Regions from separate parts of the Homo sapiens genome. Here region 2 is linked to region 1. The links are chromatin contacts, found by Hi-C or POLR2A ChIA-PET in ENCODE. All regions are on one chromosome and are shown on one strand. Each heading gives the region's core, a stretch centred on a gene start or an enhancer-like site at or near the end of the contact. The rest is flanking DNA. Distances are from core to core; before and after follow the strand shown. Region 1 holds the start of NRF1 (nuclear respiratory factor 1). Region 2 overlaps UBE2H (ubiquitin conjugating enzyme E2 H).

Evidence for each region. Hi-C counts contacts between places; a loop is a spot of excess contacts on that map. ChIA-PET counts read pairs that join two places held with the same protein, here RNA polymerase II (POLR2A). Pooled maps may share reads with other maps.
Region 2: a loop to region 1 is called in a pooled map, with 2.8 times the contacts of the local background. The contact joins the enhancer-like site here to the promoter of NRF1 in region 1. A Hi-C loop is called at or near these places in 1 of 50 pooled maps. POLR2A ChIA-PET finds 5 or more read pairs at or near these places in 2 of 52 experiments (WTC11 and activated CD4-positive, alpha-beta T cell).

The regions. Positions count from the first base shown.
Region 1 is chr7:129,610,302-129,613,051 of GRCh38, forward strand. NRF1 (nuclear respiratory factor 1) reads left to right here and starts at 1,419. Exons shown (of 11, transcript NM_005011.5): 1 at 1,419-1,523. RefSeq lists enhancers at 837-886, 2,567-2,706 and a silencer at 1,277-2,266.
Region 2 is chr7:129,922,675-129,925,424 of GRCh38, forward strand. The region is part of intron 1 of UBE2H (ubiquitin conjugating enzyme E2 H); the gene reads right to left. Among named protein-coding and RNA genes, the nearest start is that of UBE2H, 29 kb to the right of the region's middle. Within about 2 kb of position 1,325, at least 4 of the 41 ENCODE cell types and tissues checked have a DNase peak (open chromatin) inside an H3K27ac peak, as active enhancers do.

The DNA.
Region 1 (2,750 bases), core at 169-2,668:
GGGACCTGTAGTCCCAGCTACTGGGGAGGCTGAGGTGGGAGGATCCTTGAGCCCAGAGAGGTCGAGGCTGCAGTGAACAATGATTGCACCACTGCCCTCCAGCCTAGGTAATAGAGTGAGAATCTGTCTCACAAACAAACACATCTAATTTAACATGGGGACTCCAGAGACAGAGGAAAGAGTAATGGATCATTTCCAGGTTTCTGGCTTGAGCACTTGGGTGGCTAGTGTTGGCACTCTCCTAGAAAACACTGGAGAAAAAGACATTCAATTTTTGGATATGTTGAATTTTGAGGTTAATAGAATCTTGAAAATTAAAGCTTCCTGATTTTGTTAATCCGTTTTCTGACACCCTTTAGCAATTCTTCAATGCAATGCTTTTCACATTATTATATGCATAAGAATCACCAGGGGTGTGGAGATGGGGATGTGAAAATGCAGGTTCCTAGGCAAACAAGCCAAGATTCTGGATACCAACTGGGTCCCAGGACTCAAAACAATCAGCCTGAGTAATTCTGATGGAGGGAGTCTCCTGACGACACTAAAAAAACAACAAAAACGACCCCTCTGCCGGGCATGGTGTCCTGTAATACCAGCACTTTGGGAGGCTGAGTCGGGAGGATCGCTTGGGCCCAGGAGTTCGAGACCAGCCTAGGCAACATAGGGTGACCACCCACCCCCGTTTCTAAAAGTAAAAAAAGACCCCTCGTGTGTCTCCACCGTTAGGTTGTTTTCCCACTGTCCACCCCTCCCTACTTCTCAGGCACCTGCTTGGGGGCCCCTATTGCTTCGAATAAGCTCCGTGGGAGCCAGGACTTTGTCTTGCTAACAGGTGCATCTTCAGCGCACTCAGAACAATATCTGGCACAGCACGAGACACCTAGAAATGTTCGCCGAACGATCGAATGGCTGAATACATTCATATGTTGCTTTGTACAAAAACTTGCTTTCAAATATCTGGGAAGAGTTAGAGATAGGAAAGCAGAGGTCATTTCAAAGAGAGAGAGTGAGGATACCACCGGGAAGGCAGCGCCGAAAAAACCAGAGGGGAACCACTTGCCGATCCCCCAGGCACAGTCTGGAGGTCCCAATTCCCGCGGTAGGGGGGCGAGAGATGCCACTCGTCTGATCAGCAACCATTTTGGGCCCGCTTGCGCCGCTTCTCCGGGGCGTCCGCGTTGTGCTCATCCAGTTGCTTTTGAGGTTCCGGCCCCCTCCAAACCTCTGAAGCGCTCCGTGCACGCGACGCGGCGGCGGGGTAAGCTGGAGCCCTCGCCGCGAGCCCTCTCCGCTGCCTGCCCGCAGCACAGCCGCGCCGACCTCCTCATCATGGCGGCGGCCGGGCGGGGAAGCCGGGCCGTGCGTCGCGTGCGTGCCCTCTCCCTCCCCTCCCCCTCCTCGGCGGCGGCGGCGGCGGCAGAAGCGGCAGCGCTCGCCATTGCCGCTGGTGGCAGGAGGCTGCGAGGAGCCGGCGCGGTCGCAGTCTCCACGGCGCAGGCCCACGGTAGCGCAGCCGCTCTGAGGTGAGTGCCCTACCGCGCAATCTCCAGCTATTTCAGCCCCGGCGCAGCCGCAACACGCCGCCCGCCCGCCGGCCGGCCGGCCCGCCCCGCAGCCGGCACCCTGCCGCCCCCGGCTCTGGGCCTGGGCCCCCGCCGGATTCGGCCCGCCTCGGGCGGGGGGCCCCGGCCCGGCCCAGCCAAACCGCCACCCCGAGGATGCGCAGGCCGCACTAGGCCCCAGGCGTCCTGGCGGGCTCGGGAGGGAGGCGCTGCCCTCCCGAGAGCCCCAGGGTTCCGGCCTCCTCCGCCGCCTGGGGCTCTCGGGGCCGCGGCCTTCTCCCCGCCGTGGAACCCGGGGCCCGGCCTTCCCGCAGCTCGGGAGCGGGAGGCGCGGGAGAGTGCGCCGGGCCCGGGAGCGGGAGGTGGGCGGGCTGCGCGGGACCGGAGCCGCGGCTCTCGGCTCGCCCCCTCGGCCCTTCCCGGCTCTCGTACGCGGGCGGGCGGGCGGGCGGCGCGGTGGGGCCGGGCTGGGGCGCGGGAGCCGCTGTCTCCTGCGGGAGAGGAGGCTGGCTCTTTGGGCGACCTCCGAAGCTTCCCTCCTGCCGGGGTGGCGTGGGCTTGTTACCCAGGTAGACTGGGGGACGCTGGAATATGGCGCGTTGCCCACCTTCTTGCAAGTTAGGAGGTGGCCGGGGCGGCAGTTCGAGGAGGAGGGCGCAAAGTCCTTTTGTACGCAGAAATAAGGAGCGACATTGTGTTTTCTTCCCCAGCTGAGATGTGCCCGCGGAGGGGCCGCGGTTCTTCCTGTGCCTGGGGTGGTGGTCCCCTGGGTGAGGGAGAGGGGGAGTGGCACGCCCCTCCGAAGGAACAGAACCTTTTGCCACTGGAAAGACAGGGGCTCTGAGATGGCCGTGTGCATGGTATTTTCCCATATCCCCAGACCTTTTCGGGTTTGTCATTGAATGTTGTGCACTCCATCGTGCAATGATGTCTGCTGCCTCTCTCACCTGTTGTGTCGTGGCTGCTGGTCCCAAAGTTTCTGCAGTGTATTTGGCTGTGCCCACCAGAACTTGAAGTTGTTTAAAAATCTTAATACTTGGGGGGCTTCCAGTGATATCTGCTCCAACCAGTTGGAGGAGCTGTTGCCTGCTCTCCATTCTTCTTAAGCATTAGATTAGAATATATTAATTGCTTATTTTAGAGCTGGTGTCAATCGTGCTGATTTCTTTATGTGGTCAGAGCAAAATT
Region 2 (2,750 bases), core at 75-2,574, 310 kb after region 1:
GCAAATATAGCAAAATATTGAGTCTACATAGTAGGGTGGTATACAGATATTTATTTATACTATTCTAATTATATGTATCTGAGTTATTTTGTTTTAGAGATGGGGATCTTGCTATATTGCCCAGACTGACTTGAACTCCTGGGCTTAAACGATCCTCCAGCCTCAGCCTCCCAAGTAGCTGGGACTACAAGTGCACACACAGTGCCTGGCTTGTATCTGAGATTTTTCTTTTTTTTCTTTTTTTTGAGAAGGAGTCTCGCTCTGTCGCCCAGGTTGGAGTGCAGTGGCATGATCTCGGCTCACTGCAAGCTCCGCCTCCCAGGTTCATGCTATTCTCCTGCCTCAGCCTCAGAGTAGCTGGGATTACAGGCACCCGCCACCAAGCCCAGCTAATTTTTTGTATTTTTAGTAGAGACAGGGTTCCACCGTGTTAGCCAGGATGTTCTCAATCTCCTGACCTCGTGATCCACCCGCCTCGGCCTCCCAAGTGCTGAAAGAAAAATTTCCAGTCCATAACTGTTAAACAAGAAACTTAATATTGCCATTATTATGCAATTCAATCTGAATTACCCTTATCAACTAACTTCCAAAATAAAATAAAGTTTTACCTGCTTTTCGTAAGTTTGGTTTTATTCACAACTATGTGGCAGCTAAAATAAAGATCTACAGTCATATCCATGTTAAAGGCCTACTACTATATTTTAACCAATAAATATTACTACCAACCCAGAGTTTGTTCTGCAATATCATTAATCATAATTTGAAGCAGCCCTCTCTTGCTATGGACAAGCTTAGACACTTTTTATGTGACTAGAAGTTATATAGTAATTTAGAAAATCATAAAACTGATAACCAATTTCCTCAATAACATTTCCAAGTAATAAGCCAAATTTAGGTTAAAGAATCTATAACACCTTGGCCAGATGTGGTGGCTCACACCTGTAATCTCAGGTAGGAGAGGTTCTAAAACATGGAAGCTTTCTGAAACCTATTGTTCATAATGCCAGGGATCAGGAACAGTGATGGAGAAATTTACTGGGTTGAAATTACAAAATTATTTGAAATAATTCTCACAAGGGCCTGTCCCATCCACTAAGCCATACTGTCTCTCTAGATGTATTCCACATGAAAAACAAAACTGAAACAAGACACGAGGGAACTGTAAGTTTCCATCAAGTGAACAAATAGATACTCTCACTCCACAGGATAGAATCAGAAGACATTCTTAACTAGCTCCCCATATTGGACAAGGGCCATTAACATCTTGACTCAACTCTACCATCCGTAACAACAGCAAAAACTGATTCATTCACAGAGTAGGCCAAAGTCTGACCTCAGCAGGGCAAACAAAGCATTTGAATTATTAGATAAGCAGATTATGAACACTGGATAGCATTTTAATAATTATACCTTCAGGATGGGCATGGTGGTTCACACTTGCAATCCTAGCACTTCAGGAGGCCAAAGTAATAGGATCACTTGAGCCTGGGAGTTAGAGATCAGCCTGGGCAATATAGTGAGACCCTGTCTCTACAAAAACATTTGTTTAAAATTATACTTTCACAATACTCCATCTAATTCCAGGGATCCATTTCTAGAAATGAAAGGATAACAACACATCATTACTAATGGCGTAAGACTGAGACTTTTCCTAGTTAACATTAACACAGGTTTCTGAATGTGAAATATTTCACTGCCACATTTTAAAATTCCAAATGAAGGTGTTAAAAGGTTTTCTACTTTGAACTTCTAAAAAAGCCCTAGTAAAAATTCATACCAAGAAGGTAATAAATTGCAGAATTTATCTAGTTTTACTGTGCATATTTCTCTGCAAAGAGAATAAGATTCAAAATGAGATTTTATGTCATAACTCTATCTTCAATTCTGTATTCCCTAGAAGGCAATACCAGGTATACATATGGTTGTGAAGGCCTTTTACATTCACACACACACACACACACACACACACACACAGAAAATAAGAGTTGCATGTATAATGTCTACATATAAAATCAGAATATTCAAGTTGGAGAGACTTAAAATCATCTAAACCAACTCCTTATTTGATAGATAAGGACACAGATAACCCAAGAAGGAAGTGAAAGCCCCAAGGTCTCTGAGCCGCACAGAGCCAAGGACGAAAGCCCTGGACGGTCCTCCAGGCAGTCTCCTTTCCTCCCAACACTCTGCCTCTCCTCTACCAACCTTCAACCACCGCTGAACTCCCAAATCAGGTCCTCTGAGTTAAAGGTTGAGGGTACAAGCTAAACTATGAATAAAAAAAAAAAAGTTTAACTTTTTGTTTTCCTTTAATGCTCAAGGTAAGTAATTTTATCACATAAGCCCAGTCCCCCAGCAAAGCAGAACCCGAAAGACATAAGATATTCACAAATGGCCAGGCACGGTGGTTCACGCCTATAATCCCAGCACTTTGGGAGGCCAAGGTGGGTGGATCACGAGGTCAGGAGTTCAAGACCAGCCTGGCCAAGATGGAGAAACCCCGTCTCTACTAAAAATACAAAAATTAGCTGGGCGTAGTGGCGAGCTCCTGTAATCCCAGCTACTCGGGAGGCTGACGAAGAGAATTGCTTGAATCCAGGAGGCAGAGGTTGCAGTGAGCCAAGATTACGCCACTGCACTCCAGACTGGGCAACAGAGCAAGACTCAGTCTCGAAAAAAAAAAGATATTCATAAACAAAAATTCACGGTGTTCTCCAGGTGGAAAAAAAACAAGAAAAAAATAAAATCCA